2 separate regions of the Mus musculus genome follow, and region 1 is linked to region 2. A link is a loop called in an ENCODE intact Hi-C map of the cell type or tissue named here. Cell type or tissue: gastrocnemius. All regions are shown on one strand.

Region 1 (8,000 bases), 580 kb after region 2:
GAGAATAGGCTTGAGAAATTAGCCAGGATTATGTCTTTCTCTCTGTTTCTGGCATTCCTTCCCTTCCCTTTCATGTAGACCACATGTTGGTTTGATCAGATGAAGAATGTGCCAGAAAGAAAACTATCTAAAATATTTAGGCAGACTGGTTCATAGGCTGCCTACAAATCATCGTGTCTGAAATTCGGCATTGAAGTAGCTGAGAGCTATGTGGACCGCCTCGAGGGCACCGAGGACTACTCTGCTGCTGCGAGGGGACATCCTCTGGGGACCTGAAAAGATGGCTGCCTGATGTGCAGAGGTAGGCACGGACTGGAGTGGGTCCTAGAGTTAGGAAGAAAACTCCAGAACAAACAAATAAACAAACAAAACCCAAAATCCCTACATTTCAGTTTTCTGAAGCTCACACCAATTTGGACTGATTTTGGCAAGTCTCAGCTTGACAAACTTCAAACCCGTGCCTCCTCACCTAGCTTCTCCCTGCTCTGTAAAGCATCTACATTCCAAAATTTCTAATTCTAATTTTGCAATGGCTCTTTCAAGAATAAACCTTCCACAACTCAGGGTTGCCTCTCTTATCCTTTTGAGGTGAAATGTTGAAGGAAAACAAGGATCCCCATCTTAGTGTCTGTGGGACGTGGGGGCTGACCTGATCAGTGACAATGCCCTACTGCCATCTGCCAGCGTTTCCTGTGGTTTCTACCAATCCCTCTGTTTTTGTTTCCTTGGTGCTGGGCTCAATCCCTGCATCTCACTGTTGTGCTGTGTCTTCTGTATGGCCGTCGTGTTATGGTTTGGGTGGGAAATGTCCTCCCAAAGACTCATGCTCTGTCTTTTGGTCCTCAATATAGCAGTGTTCAGGATAGGGCCTTGAGAGGCAACTGGATAACATGGGGTCCATTGATTTTAACTTTGCCACAGCATGAACTATTAGAAGACCAGGCCTAGCTGGAGGAAGCAGTCACCGGAGACTGACCTTAGAGGACATCCTCTGTCCCTGCTTCCATCTTTCCTTGTGTGCTGTTTGGTTGGCACCACATGCTCTCCGGGTTTCAGATTCTCCCTCATTATTTGTCATGGAAGCACCAGGTCAAGGGGACCATGACAAAACAGTGAGCTGTGATTTTTCTTTCCTAGTCTACATTGTCTTCTTTGGTATTTTCTCACAGTGATGAGAAGGCGACTGAAGTGTCTTGACTAAAATGTCTTTGCCAGTTGAAATAGTCTAGTGTAATACATCCTCCATAGGGCTCCAAAATTAAAGAAGTTTCCATATAAAATTAAACATCTTTTATTTACCTCACAGCTCGGTCTGTGGCCTGAATTTTAACCTTTACAGACAGAAGCTTCTGTGCTCTGTAGGTGGCTCCTGGATTCTGCATCCCTGTCAGGTCTCTCTAAAAAGCATTTCCCCTTTTTAACGTAATGTTTCTTGCACCTCGTATCACTACAGATGGTTGCTGGGTTTTAGCGCAAACTGGCCGTGTGCTTTTTCTCCTGCTGTAACACTGACATCGTTATGAGGCTTGAGTTTGTAGATCCGTCTGCTTCTTAGTCTCTGTCCACTCAGAGTTGCCGGAGAAGAAGGAAGCTCGGTTGATAAATCGCCTCCTGTGGGCACATGTCTGTAGGCATTTTCCTAACTGGTAATTGATTTAGCCCAGCATAATAGAAGCAGTGGCATCCTTGGGCAGGCAGGCCTGGGCTATGTAAGAAAAGCAGTTGAGCAAGTCTGTAAGCAGCACGCCTCCATGGTCACTGCCTCAGGGTCCTGCCTTGGCTTCCCTTGATGATAAACTGTCACCTGTAAGCAAAATAAATCCTTTCCTCCCCAGGTTGCTTTCAGTCAGTATTTTGTCACGGAAACCAAACTGCCATTCAGGCACTCTTTGGAGAGTTATGTTCTTCTACTGAAAGGCCAATCATCAAACATCATCAGACATCATGCCGTCCATAAGAAAAAAGAGAACGTTCCATTTTATAAGACATGATAAATCTCTAGTTTTAAGAGGGGTTTCAGTATGGACCCCGGATGACCTGGAACTTTCTAGGTAGAACAAGCTGGTCTTGAATTCATAGAGATCTGTCTGCCTCTGCCTCCCGAGTGTTGGGACTAAATCAGCACAATTATTATTTATAAATTTAGGAGCTGGAAAGTTTCTCTTTCAGTTTTAAATAACAGAAGAAGCAGAAGAAGCAGCAGAAGAGGAAAAAGAAGGAGAGGAAGAAGAAGAGAAGGAGGAGGAAGAAGAGGAAGAAGAGGGAGAAGAAGCAAGAGAAAATAGTCCAAATCTCAAAGGGCTTATATTTTGTACAATGAGAATGGTGAATATGTTGTTTACCAGTGCTGTTGCCAATAATTAGCACCATCCAGTTCCATGGGTCAAAGGCCTATCTGGGTAACACGTTACCTCTTCCTATTTTAGGCTAGTTGATTAGTAAGCAGTCTTAATTATTTCTGTAAAGTTTATTTCCATTTAAAAATTAATACGCATAGGAGTAGCAGGAAGGTGGGGCAGGGTAGTAGTGACATCTATAAAGGCCCAAGTCCTGGGGACCACAGAAGGGCTTGACCTATATTAGAGATAAGTGGAAATATTTGCTTCAAAAAAAGCCTAACACTATATAGCTTAGGGACTTAGATACTTATTCTGTTACTATCTTAGTCAGGGGTTCCATTCTTGAACAAATATCATGACCAAGAAGCAAGTTGGGGAGGAAGGGGTTTATTCAGCTTACACTTCCACACTGCTGTTCATTATCAAAAGAAGTCAGGACTGGAACTCAAGCAGGTCAGGAAGCAGGAGCTGATGCAGAGGCCATGGAGGGATGTTCTTTACTGGCTTGCTTCCCCTGGCTTGCTCAGCTTGCTTGCTTATAGAACCAAGACTACCAGCCCAGGGGTGGTCCCACCCACAAGGGGACCTCCCCACTTGATCACTAATTGAGAAAATGCCCCACAGCTGGATCTCATGGAGGAATTTCCTCAAGGGAGGCTCCTTTCTCTGTGATAATTCCAGCCTGTGTCAAGTTGACACACAAAACCAGCCAGTACAGTTACCTAGAAAATTCGTTACAGGCCATAGCTATTTTACTTCCCGGAGTAGAATTTTGTACTTTAGTAGTGCTGGGGACAATGTTTTCATTCATTTGTCTACAGACGCCTTACGCGGGCAGGGTCTTTGGGCATACAGAAAGATGGAGAGATCACTTACCTGTCCCTCAGGAGAGATGGAGGGAGAGTTACCTTTCACTCAGAAAAAGATCAGTTGGAGGACTATGCACTTTGAGGGGCCAAGAACTGATTAACTCAAGCAGGAGTTTGTAGGTGTTGGGCAGAGTTGTGGCATGAACAGGACCAGAAAGGGATGGAGAGGGGTGGTCCAGGCCTTGGCATTCCGTGCTCTGCAGAGTCCGAGAGACCGAAGAATCACAGGAAACAAAGCAGAGAAAATGTAGGAATCTCTTTGTGGGAATCAACAAGAAGATGCATGAATGGCTTTAAGGGCTAGTGAAGCTGTTGGCTAGCCAATCTCTTTGCAATAAATAAAAGATAAAATAAAATTGAGGAGCCGGGCGGTGGTGGTGCACGCCTTTAATCCCAGCACTCGGGAGACAGAGGCAGGCAGATTTCTGAGTTCTAGGCCAGCCTGGTCTACAAAGTGAGTTCCAGGACAGCCGTGGCTATACAGAGAAACCCTGTCTCGAAAAACCAAAAAAATAAAAAATATAAAAAAAAAATAAAAAAAATAAGAAAAATTGAGGCACATACATACTTTCCTTAGGATATTGAAAATTATATTACATCCTTCCCAAGTACACTGTGTATGTACATACATTGTTTGGAAGGTTTTTTTTAATTATTATTGAATAGAAAAAAACAAAAAAATGAAAGCTCTTGTGAGAACTGAGTAGACATTTGGTAATACGAAAAACCAGGAGAGTCTTTGAAAGACGGGACATTTTGAGTGCGTTCTGCTTCTTCTCATGGGCACAGGGCCACCGTGGAAACCATCCACGATGACTGTAGAAGTTTCGCGATATATTCTCCTGTTCCTTGCAGCAGACTGGGAATGATTTTGAGTGAGGAACAAGCTTGCATTGGTGATCTGAGTTTGAAAATCTGTAGGTCACAGTAAGAAACAATCATTTTGGGGTTTGGGTTCTCCTTGCTTCAGATCAGTTAACGCAACTGCGCCCTCTAGCCTCTGCAGCGGATACTGCAAAGCCATTTGAGCTCGGCTTCAACTTTGTCCTGAAGTTTGCTACTTTGGAGCTCAAAGTCATTGACAACCTGTCACACACGCAGAGATCCCCCCAGGTATGAGTAAAGCAAGTAATCTCGTTTTGGTGATAAACCTGCCTGTCGGAGGCTCATTTTCTCTCTTAGTTATACCAGAAAAATTAATTAGGCTCATTTTTTTGAAAACAAAAAACAAAAAACAAAAAAACAAAAAACCACAAAACTTTTACATAGTATAGAAAAAGTGGTCCCTAAAATATTGCTAAGAAGAAAGTTATCCATCACAGTCTAATAAAGGCCCATGACAACTCATGATAAATTAAGGAAGCTGTCTGCCTGACCTTCTTCATTAGCCATCTGCTACCTTAGGTTGCAGATTTTTAAAGAGCTCTATTTTATTTTATTCAGGCATTTGGAAATACATTGATTTGATCTATTTCTACCTCTTCTTTGAGGAAACAAGTTAGGGCCTCTGAGGATGAGTTTGCTTGTCTGTTCCTTTCGTTCTTGTATGTCTTGTCTGCTTGCCAGAACACACATCCCCCTTGAAGAGAACTCCTTAGCAGACAGAACTCCACGCCTGTGCTGTGGACCACCTAGAGGGGGGTTTCATTTTCCCCAGATGCTGAAAGAGTGCATACTTTTGAGCAGGCCAACAACATTCTGGGCAAGTCTCTTTTATACGGTTGGTTCTGATTGGCTGGCACGTTCTTTAAATACCTTTCTCCTCAGATTGAATCTTGGCTGAAGATAGGTCAACTGTAGCAGGTGGCTAAAGGAGGGAAGGTGCAGAGAAGAGACGTTGGTCACTTTGAGTTTATTTCATGAACAAAGACGAATGGTTTATTTTAGTGAGAGAGAGCAAGGGAGAAAGAGGGAGCAACAATTAGGACTAAATGTCTCCAAGCAATCAACTTCAAGGTCTATAGATGCAGACAGCTCATCTTATTTGATTAAAACAAAGTGCTATTTGGAAATAAAATGGAAACAGCTGGAGATATTGTCACTGGCACACACAGAAATGATTTGCTTAATACATCTATCTATGTATGATTGAACACCGTGAGTCACGGATCTCCTGAGTTTAATGTCGCCACCAGAGAGAACAAATACTCCAACAGTCACCTTGGAGCTCTCAAAAGTCCAGGCTATCTTGGAGCTTTGAAAAGTCTCAAGATTTTAGAATTGGAGGACTGGATACATTTTCAGTAGCAAGGACATCTTAATGGCTCCCCAAAGGCCCAGATAACTACCTTCCAAGGACTTCATTGTTCTTAAATTTTCTCCTTTTCCACATCGTCTAAAATTCCCATCAATAAGAACTTCATTTGCCTTACTGATATCAAAGCCTCTTAGAAGGATTCTGAAAACCTCTGGGACAGCTAATCTGTCATTCACAAGTGTGTGTGTGCAGGGGTGAGGGGGGTGGAGGGGGTGACCAAGTGGATTGATGTAATAAGTTTCTGTGGTAAGAAAAGATTTTAGATATTTTTTTTAAAAAAAAATCATGACATGATGGAAAATTCAACAGTGGGTCTTTTTTTTTTTTTTCCAGTTATAGGGATTGAATACCAGGCTTTGTCCATGATTGGCACATATCCTAACCACCCTGAGAAATATTAAATATGAGTCTTTTCTACCAAATACTATAAGATTTGTGTTTAGGACAAGATATTCAAATGCCCCCCTCCACACCCTTTAGGAGTTCTACGGAATTACGGAAAGGTTTTACGACCCCACCCCTACCCCCAGGTAGACAAAGATCTATGGAATCTGACGGCTTGGAGCAGGAACCCCTTTCACCTTGTATCAGGGACTCCTTGTCCCCTCTTCCATTTCCCATGTGCTAATTCTTCTCAGACTAGCCAATTCAATTAAGACTAGGAGGCCAGCCAATGGGAGAAGACACAGTCACTACTACTTCCTGTCTCTGGGTGTTCTCTCTTCCCGGCACACCCTATGGTCCAGAGTGAAGTTTGCCTTGTCCAGACACTCTGGTGGCTTGTGCTCCCTTTCTTTGCCACACAGATTTATTCCTGACACCACTGAGCTGTCCGCCGACCACAGTCATGTTACATAAATGTCATCCAAAGGAGCTTGTACATTCGGACAGATCTTGGCTTAGTGGCGCTGACATCATTATTAGTCACGCTTACATGATATGCTGCTCATTGCGGTACCTGCCTCCTCTGCCTTTGAGGAATTCACTCAGAAGACTCTTATAAAGCCCCAGGCTCTCTGAGGGGAATCCAGCAGGAATCCCATTTTGGTCCTACCAAAGGCCTTTGTACCATAGAGCATTACCGAACACATCGCTCCTCTGCTTCTTCTAGGCTCTGAATGAAGCCCACCGGTACTCAGAGAATAGGGGAGGGGGAAGGGAGAGAGGGAGGGGAGAGGGGGAGGGGGAGGGGGGAGGAAGGTGGGACTCTGAAAAAGGAATTTCCCCCCTGGGTTGCAGACTCCCAGGGTGATGGCCCTAGTGTGAAAGAGAATTTTAAGAGTTTCTGGGATGGGAAACCACCTTGTGGAGTTTATCCTACACAACAGACCTCACCAAACTGCCTCAAGGCAACGCTAGCTGTGCATTTTTCATTGAAATATGAAAACTGACAAGATTCACAATTTTCACTTGAAGTCCCCATCCATCAGCAGGGAAAAGGTAGCTGGGCCTGGGGTCCCGTTGAAGCCTCTGGGACTCCTGTATAGCTGGTGCCTGCCCTGGGGTTTCCCAGCCGCTGAGCCACAATCTTTCACCGCTCCTCTGCGTGCCTTCTTAGCACAGTCTCATCAGTACAGCAGAGACAGACGTTAAGGATCTGAGAATGCGATGAGCCAACATCCCGAGGGGCTACCTGGGCTTTTCTGTCCCAGCCTCAGAAGTGACACGTTATGAGATCCATTTTCTTACATTGATTAAGATGGTCCGCAGAGTTTAAAGAGAGGGGGACAAGTGATAGGAGTGTGGCAGAATGTGGACATTTTTCTAACCACCTCAAGAACTTACGAGGAAAAGGAGACATCATTCATATCTCCTCAGGTTATCGCTTGTCCCCGCGTGTGCTCACAACGGCACGCCACAGCTAGCTAGAGACACCCTGCTCGCTGCTGCGTTTCTGCTAGTCCAGCCCTGGATTATTCTTCTCTGCCTCATTCCTTCAGGTTGGGTTCTCTCTCCCTCTGCCCAGTCTTTGTAGTGCTATGTGTTCGAACCCCTGGAGAAATAACACTCTCCCTGCCCTGGCTAGACCACCAGAGGTCCTGGTCCTAGCCTGGGTAAAAACTCAGTTTTGACTTTCTGGAAGTATGACTCGGGGAGTGTTTAGGGACTCCGAGGGTTGAAAAGAGATGTGTCAAAGTGTGCCCTGGGAAATGACACCACGTCAGCTGTTCACTTGGACTTTCCGATCTAGGTAGCCAGCGATGGAGACAATGCTCGGTGGCATGTGCTTAGTTTGAGGTTAGGTGTCTAAAGCTCCTACTATGTGCTGGGTCTGGCCTGTCCCACGGCAATGCATTTTTCTTGTTTTGCTTTGAGATAGTGTTGACTGGCTACATCTCTTGATTTTTCTGCCTTAGCTTCCCAAATTCTAGGATTATAGGTATGCACCAGCATATTCAACTAGTATGGTTTTTGTTTTTCTTTGATTTATTCCTATTTTTATGTGTGTGTGTGTGTGTATACAAATACCTGAACAGGCCAGAAGAGGTTTCAGATCTCCTGGAACTGGAGCTAGAAGTGGTTTTGAGTTGCCTG
Region 2 (8,000 bases):
TTTAGAATTTTAGAATTTCAAAGAGAGAGTAATTGAGTTTTCTTGCTCCAGATATTTTATTTTTAAAAATGCCCAAAGCATCTCCAATTGTGCCTACTTTTATTCTTTATATATTCTGATATATAGTCATTCAGAGTCACTCTAAAAGGTAGAAGGGAGTGCCAAGGGGTCATGGAAAAGTATAGGAAAAGAGAGGATGATGCTGGCAGTGTCCTCTCATGGAACACTTTGTCCTTTAAACTTTCCTCAGTGCCTCAGTTGATTCGAAACTGCCTCTGTGACTACATGGAGCTTGACCAACACCATCTCCTTCAAACCCACTAGTCCTGTCAATCTTCTCTTTCTGAGAACATTGGGTATATAAAAGTATAGAGATGTTTTAGAGATGCTGTGATTGACCTGGGCAAGATTTGAACACATGGAGCATAGCAGATAATGTAATTTGCTCTCAGATAATCTTGGTGCTCAGTGTAGTACCGTGAAGTGATGGACATTTACAAGGTGGTGCCTGATAGAAGGTCCTTAGGTCAATGAGGGCTCACACTTGAAAGGGACCGGAGAGCCCTTGCCTCCTGGTTCACTGTTTCAATATGTGATCTCTTCCTCCCACAGGTAAGTGCAATGCTGGCACCCACCATGAGGCAGTACAGCAAGGGTCTTTAACCACAGTCTGTGTAGGGTCATTGAGACTTTCAGACTTGGGGGCTGGAGAGATGGCTCAGTGGTTAAGAGCACTGACTCCTCTTCCAGAGGTCCTGAGTTCAAATCCCAGCAACCACCCATAATGAGATCAGAATCCCTCTTCTGGGGTGTCTGAAGACTGCTGCAGTGTACTCATATACATAAAATAAATAAATAACTCTTTTTTAAAAAGATTCATCTTTAAAAAAAAAGAGGTTCTCCTCTCACACATAAATTGAGCATAACCATAATAACTAAAAAAATAAAAAATAAAAAAATAAGATTTTCACACTCTAAACCTGAGAACAAAATACATTCCTTTCTTGGTTAAATTGGCTGATGTTGACTTTTTGTTTGAGTAACAGGGAGAACTAATACAACAGATTGAAATTTCTCTCAAGTGTTTTGTTCCTTGCTCCCTGAAAGATACCTTCCTCTTGGCTTGAATCTCAATTGCTTTGGTAACTTAATCAATGAGACTTAACGTAAAGTTGTCTCTTGAAGCTTCCTTCTGAGACTCTTAGGACACTGCCCTGTGACACCCAGCTTCTGTAGAAGCCTAGGAAACCACATGGAACCATTTCCATGGAAGGAACTGAGGTCCCCTGTGCACAGCCCAGGTAAGTAACCACCCAAGAGCCAGCAGTGTCTGGGCAGATAGGACCAAACCATTTTGAGGCACGCCAGCTGACACCACATGTACTAAAGTGAAGCTGCTCCAACTGAAGATATATGAGCAATTAACGAAGGATTTAAAGGATGGTTGTACTAATCCAGTCTGTTCTGAGTGGTTGTTATGTGGAAACCAGTGACTGCGAAGAAGAGAAGGATGGAGAAGGCAAGCAAACAGCACTTCAGGCTTAAATAAACAGAGAATGATACATTTTGTAGGAAAGAAAGCAATAGAAAGTGGGGATAAGGCAGAACATTCTATGGGAATAGTATAGGAAGGTGGATGGAGGAAGAGTATTGCCTGAAAAAAATGGCAATTATAATTTAGGTTTAGTCTGAATTATTGATCTATGTATTACTTGTGATGTCATGCATAACTTTATAAAAATCTAAAATCTAATCAAATCTACAGTTAATTGCAAATTTATCTGAGAATACATCTAGCAGATGGTGAAAACTTTTATGCTGAGAAAATATTAGATTCACTTTTAAATTGCTTAGATAATATAATTACTGTCATAAAAATATGAGTTATGCAAAAAATATAGATCACCGTTGGCCTTTTATTCTTGCCCGGGAAGTAAATTGCCTTAAAGTGTATGAAACTGCAGCATCAGAACTACCTCACTTCTGAGTTTAAGACAGCTTTGGATTTTATTCATCAAGTTCCAAGAGCGGCCATGCTAATGATCAGGTAAGATCCCATCAGGGAAGAGGAAACAGAAAGACTACCAAAGCCAGAGGACATTTACAGCAGGGTTTTCACCAGAAATGGCGGGACTGTCGCACATATGAGTACATACTAACAATGATTGCATGCAAAAGACCTGTGCAAGGGCATGCCAGCCATCATTACAGCACCCATGAGGGGAGGGGTTCGTAGACTCCACCCTCCAGCTGAGACACAATTGGCAACTGATGGCTGCTCGAGGAGGGAGAGTTAGTTTTCTTCCAAGATGGAGTTCCTGGGAGGCAGTGCTGCTCCGTTCTGTTGCCTTATACCCACGCACATACAGGCAGCAGCACTGGGCTCAGTGGGTTTTAAAAATGTCTACATGAGGATGGGTGCAGAAAATGGCAGAGGGTTTGAGAAGGAATGGGAAGGGAGGTAACACTCAAACACTCAAAGCACACTATATGCAGACGTTTTCAAATAACTAAAAGATGTAAAGATATGATCCCAAATTAGTAAAGTTTAGATGAGAATAATTATATTTAACTTCATAGACGCCAATATGGGTATATGTGTTTGTGTGTGATATGATATATCTGTTAAAGAGTATTTGCTGTGATCATGCACACATACAGGTTTAACTTAAATGTTTACTGTGCCGTGCCAGGTAGCCACATGACAGGCCTCAAAGGCCTTACATTTCCTCCCCAAAGAAGCAAAACTCCCAAGGGATTTATCATTTTAACCAATACTCTTGGAGAAAACTAGCTCTGGAATAATTGGCTGCTCCTCTGTTTACATATAAAGACTCTCAATATTTATAGAATATAAATAGCCGGGTAGACACACAACCCCTGCTCTGACTGAGACTCGTGCTGCCTAATGGTCCTTGGTAAATACCTTCTGACAACTAGTTGCTAGGGAGGTTTGTGTTTTGCCCTCTGTCTGCTCCGCTAAGGAGAAACACAACAACTGCTTTTAATAAAAGCTTCAGTAAATAGACTCTGAAAGTTGAAATTGGAATTATTTAACTTCTGTTAGTGTGTCAGAAAGTTTTCTGGACATAACCCCTAGCAACTCTCTGGTGAACCGAAAGTCAATATATTTTTGCAGCGTTTAACTTCTCAGGGAATAGCTTTCACCTCTTTTCACAATAGGTCAAAGCAAAAAACCTATTTGAATCCCTTTCATCTGCTATCCCATTAACTGAAAATATTCTTTGTGTGTTCAATGCCTGTCACATCTGAAGAGAGGGAGCAGAGATAGTGGGAGGGGAGGCAGAAAGGGAAGAGAAACGGGAGGGGCTCGTTCAGAAATCTACAGTTGATTCACCCCGAGAATTAAACTGACACTTGTGTTCAGTCTCTGTGACATACAGCTTCTGTACAAAATGTCACACAAATATATATGTGTGCCCCTCTAGGGCTTTTATTTCACAAATTGGGAAAATGAAATTTGTACAGGGGGAAAACGTGATTTGAAATATGAAGTATGTCCCTTCTCTCAACACACGAACGTGTGTTGTCACCTGAGGGCTTCATGACATGGCTTTTCTCAGGGCCACCCCTAACAGGCTAAAAATCTAGATGTTACTAGGTCCTGCTGCCAATGACGTGACAACCATAGGAAGGCCCTTCCCATCCTTCTATGATAATTAACAACCTGCTGAGGAATTTAGCTTTCATTTACAAAGCTTCAAAAAGTTTAAGTTGTACTTAACTGAGTCTGCTCTCCGTGCTGGTCTCAGGAGAGACGGAAATAAAGATTATGAGACCACTTTAGTGACTAAGCGCAAGTTCCTGATACTCGCTGACCTTTCTGCACACATCATTATTGTACTGAATTTACCACGCCGGTCCTGAACGGGAGCTGTTTTTCAAATAAAGAAGCAGAGATTAAGTAATTCGGTAAGGAGTCAACTTGGGGTTTCAACTCGAAACAATCTCTTTCCATAATGCACACTTAGGTGCGCAAATATCGCCCGTGCTGAAAAATTTGCATGTGTGGCCAGCATCACAGTGATGCTTTGTGGCCAGTACAGGAGTTCCTACTTTAGAAAACCCTGCCTTCACAGTTCTCCTACAGGGGGCGCTATGTGAGAAGAGGCCAGAGATCAGCAGGACGGGGAGAGGAACAAGAGACGGTGCTCCATGAACATGATCAAAGTATGTTATATACGTGGAGAACAACTTTTTGTTTACGTGTGTGACCTGAATTCATGATGTCTTTCTTTATAGAGGTCAACGTGATGATCCTTGTAAGTTGTGTAGGGTCACCCGAGATACCCAAGAGTAACTATTTGATGGCAGATTTGTGGGCCGGGATTAGTTCTATCCACTCGATATCCAGCCTTGGGTTTGAGGTTAGGGAAATGTCAATCTTGGCGTGCAAAGTCCTGACCCTCACAAGCGAAACGCAAAGCGATACTTCAGTGTGTTGTTGCCCAGGACTTATTGTCGCCCAGTAAAGCAAGCTTTAAATTCACCAGGATGAGGAAGGAAAGAAACACCGCCAAACTCCTGGAGGTTTCAAATTGCTTGGTCTGAAAATTGTTACGTTGGCAACTGTTTATTGAGCATTAGGTTACCCTAAAGCAGACAAAAAATTCTAATCTATCCTAGGACAAACATTCAGACTCCTTCTTTCGAAAATAAATGTCAAAACACCATCCCGTTAGGAACCCCCTAACAGAAACTGATGCACGTTCAATTCTATCAAGGTTTAAAATGGAGAAGGAATGTGGGAAACACTTTGAACATGGCTGGGTCGTCTTACATGCAGCTAAAGCATTTTAATGCTCCTGCCAAATGTTCCTGGTATCGAGTCACAGGGAAACTCAGATGAGGAATAGTGACACAGATTTTGCCAGGAGCAGCGAGTGAGTCTGTGACATGTGCCATTGCTTTTCTTCTTCCTTCTTCTTCTTCTTCTTCTTCTTCTTCTTCTTCTTCTTCTTCTTCTTCTTCTTCTTCTTCTTCTTCTTCTTCTTCTTCTTCCTCTTCCTCTTCCTCTTCCTCTTCCTCTTCCTCTTCTTCTTCTTCACAATTTTATTGGGTATTTATTTATTTATTATTAGATATTTCCTTTATTTACATTTCAAATGTTATCCCCTTTCCTAGTTTCCCCTCAGAAAATCCCCTATCCCCTCCCCCTGCTCCCCAACTCACCCACTCCCACTTCCTGGCCCAGGCATTCCCCTATACTGGGGCATAGAGCCTTCACAGGACCAAGGGCCTCTCCTCCCATTGATGACCGAATTGGCCATCCTCAGCTACATCTACAGCTAGAGCCACGAGTCTCTGTGTGTTTTCTTTGATAGGTGGTTTAGTCCCAGGGAGCTCTGGGAGTACTGGATAGTTCATACTGTTGTTCCTCCTAGGGGACAGAAAACCCCTTCAGCTCCTTGGGTACTTTCTCTAGCTCCATCATTGGGGACCCTGTGCTCCGTCTAATGGATGACTGTGAGCATCTACTTCTCTATTAGTCAGACACTGGCAGAGCCTCACATGAGACAGCTGTATCAGTCTCCTGTCAGCAGCTCTTGTTGGCATCTGCAATAGTATCTGGGTTTGGTGGTTGTTTATGGGATGGATCCCCAGGTGGGGCAGTTTCTGGATGGTCATGCCTTCAGTCTCTGCTCCAACCTTTGTCTCTGTAACTGCTTCCATGGGTATTTTGTTCTTCTTTCTAAGAAGGATCCAGGGGTCCACAATTTGGTCTTCCTTCTTCTTGAGTTTCATGTGTTTTGCAAATTGTATCTTGTGTATTCGGAACTTCTGGGATAATATTCATTTACCAGTGAGTGCATATCATAATCATGTATGTTCTTTTGTGATTGGGTTACCTCACTTAGGATGATATCTTCCAGATCCATCCATTTGCCTAAGAATTACATGAATTCATTGTTTTTAATAACTGAGCAGTACTCCATTGTGTAAATGTACCACATTTTCTGTATCCATTCCTCTGTTGAGGGACATCTGGGTTCTTTCCAGCTTCTGGCTATTATAAATAAGGCTGCTATGAACATAGTGGAGCATGTGTCCTTATTACAAGTTGGAGCATCTTCTGGGTATCTGCCCAGAAGTGGTATTGCTGAATCTTCTAGTAGAACTATATACAATTTTCTGAGGAACCGCTAAACTGATTTCCAGGGTGGTTGTACCAGCTTGCAATCCCACCAACAATGGAGGAGTGTTCCTCTTTCTCCACATCCTCGCCAGCATCTGCTGTCACCTGAATTTTTGATCTTAGCCATTCTGACTGGTGTGAGGTGAAATCTCAGGGTTGTTTTGATTTGCATTTCCCTGATGATTAAGGATGTTGAACATTTTTTAGGTGCTTCTCAGCCATTCGGTATTCCTCAGTTGAGAATTCTTTGTTTAGCTCTGTACCCCATTTTAATAGGGTTATTTGGTTTTCTAGAGTCCAACTTCTTGAATTCTTTATGTATATTGGATATTAGTCCCCTATTGGACTTAAGATTGGTAAAGATCTTTTCCCAATCTATTGGTTGCCATTTTGATTTATTGACAGTGTCCTTTGCCTTACAGAAGCTTTGCAATTTTATGAGGTCCCATTTGTCGATTCTTGATCTTACAGTACAAGCCATTGCTGTTCTGTTCAGGATTTTTTCCCCTGTGCCCATATGTTCAAGGCTCTTCCCTACTTTCTCCTCTATAATTTTCAGTGTCTCTGGTTTTATGTGGAGTTCCTTGATCCATTTAGACTTAAGCTTTCTACAAGGAGATAAGAATGGATCAGTGTAGCATTCTTCTACATGTTAACTGACAGTTGAGCCACCATCATTTGTTGAAAATACTGTCTTCTTTCCACTGGATTGTTTTAGCTTTGTCAAAGATTGAGTGACCATAGGTGTCATTCATTTCTGGGTCTTCAATTCTATTCCATTGAACTACCTGTCTGTCACTATACCAGTACCATGCAGTTTTTAATGACAATTGCTCTGTGGTACAGCTTGAGGTCGGGGATGGTAATTCCTCCAGAGGTTCTTTTATCATTGAGAATAGTTTTGCTATCCTAGATTTTTTGTTATTCCAGATGGATTTGCAAATTGCGCTTTCTAACTCAGTGAAGAATTGAGCTGGAATTTTGATGGGGATTGCATTGAATCTGTAGATTGCTTTCGGCAAAATACCCATTTTGAATATATTAATCCTGTCAATCAATGACCATGGGAGATCTTTCCATCTTCTGAGATCTTCTTCTATCTCTTTCTTCAGAGACTTGCAGTTCTCAACATACAGATCTTTCACTTCTTTAACTTTTGACTTAGAGTCACACCAAGGTATTTTATATTATCTGTGACTATTCTGAAGGGTGTTGTTTCCCTAATTTCTTTCTCAGCCTAATTTATCCTTTGTGTAGAGAAAGGCCACTGATTTGTTTGAGTTAATTTTGTATCCAACTACTGCACTGAAGTTGTTTATCAGGTTTAGTTCTCTGGTGGATTTTTTTTGGGTCACTTATATATACTATCATATCATCTGCAAATAGTGATATTTGGACTTCTTCCTTTCCAATTTGTATTCCTTTGATCTCCTTTTGTTGTCTAATTGCTCTGGCTAGGACTTCAAGTACTACATTGAATAAGTAGGGAGAAAGTGGGCAGCCTTGTCTAGTCCCTGATTTTAGTGGGATTGCTTCTAGTTTCTCTCTATTTAGTTTGATGTTGGCTACTGGTTTGCTGTATATTGCCTTTATTATGTTTAGGTATGGGCCTTGAATTCCTGATCTTTCCAAGACTTTTATCATGAACAGGTGTTGGATTTTGTCAAATGCTTTCTCAGCATCTAATGAGACGATCATGTGATTTTTGTCTTTGAGTTTGTTTATATAGTGGATTTTGTTGATGGATCTCCATATATTGAACCATCCCTGCATCCCTGGGATGAAGCCTACTTGATCATGATGGATGATCATTTTGATGTATTCTTGGATTTGGTTCTCGAGA

The links. A loop is a pair of places that touch in the nucleus more often than their neighbours do. Peaks named below come from ENCODE experiments on the same cell type or tissue, not always from the same donor. Only the 100,000 strongest peaks of a DNase experiment are listed, where the experiment ranks them.
Region 1: it touches region 2 in a loop (5-fold over the local background); 7 of 42 quality-filtered maps call a loop at or near these places.

The regions. Positions count from the first base shown.
Region 1 is chr17:63,799,993-63,807,992 of GRCm38, reverse strand. No RefSeq gene overlaps it. Among named protein-coding and RNA genes, the nearest start is that of Fer, 60 kb to the left of the region's middle. In gastrocnemius, a CTCF peak has its summit at 4,206; a DNase peak (open chromatin) is centred at 4,199.
Region 2 is chr17:64,379,899-64,387,898 of GRCm38, reverse strand. No RefSeq gene overlaps it. Among named protein-coding and RNA genes, the nearest start is that of Pja2, 52 kb to the right of the region's middle. In gastrocnemius, a CTCF peak has its summit at 4,103 (motif pointing right); no DNase peak of the experiment used is centred here; H3K4me3 peaks cover 892 bases; H3K27ac peaks cover 874 bases.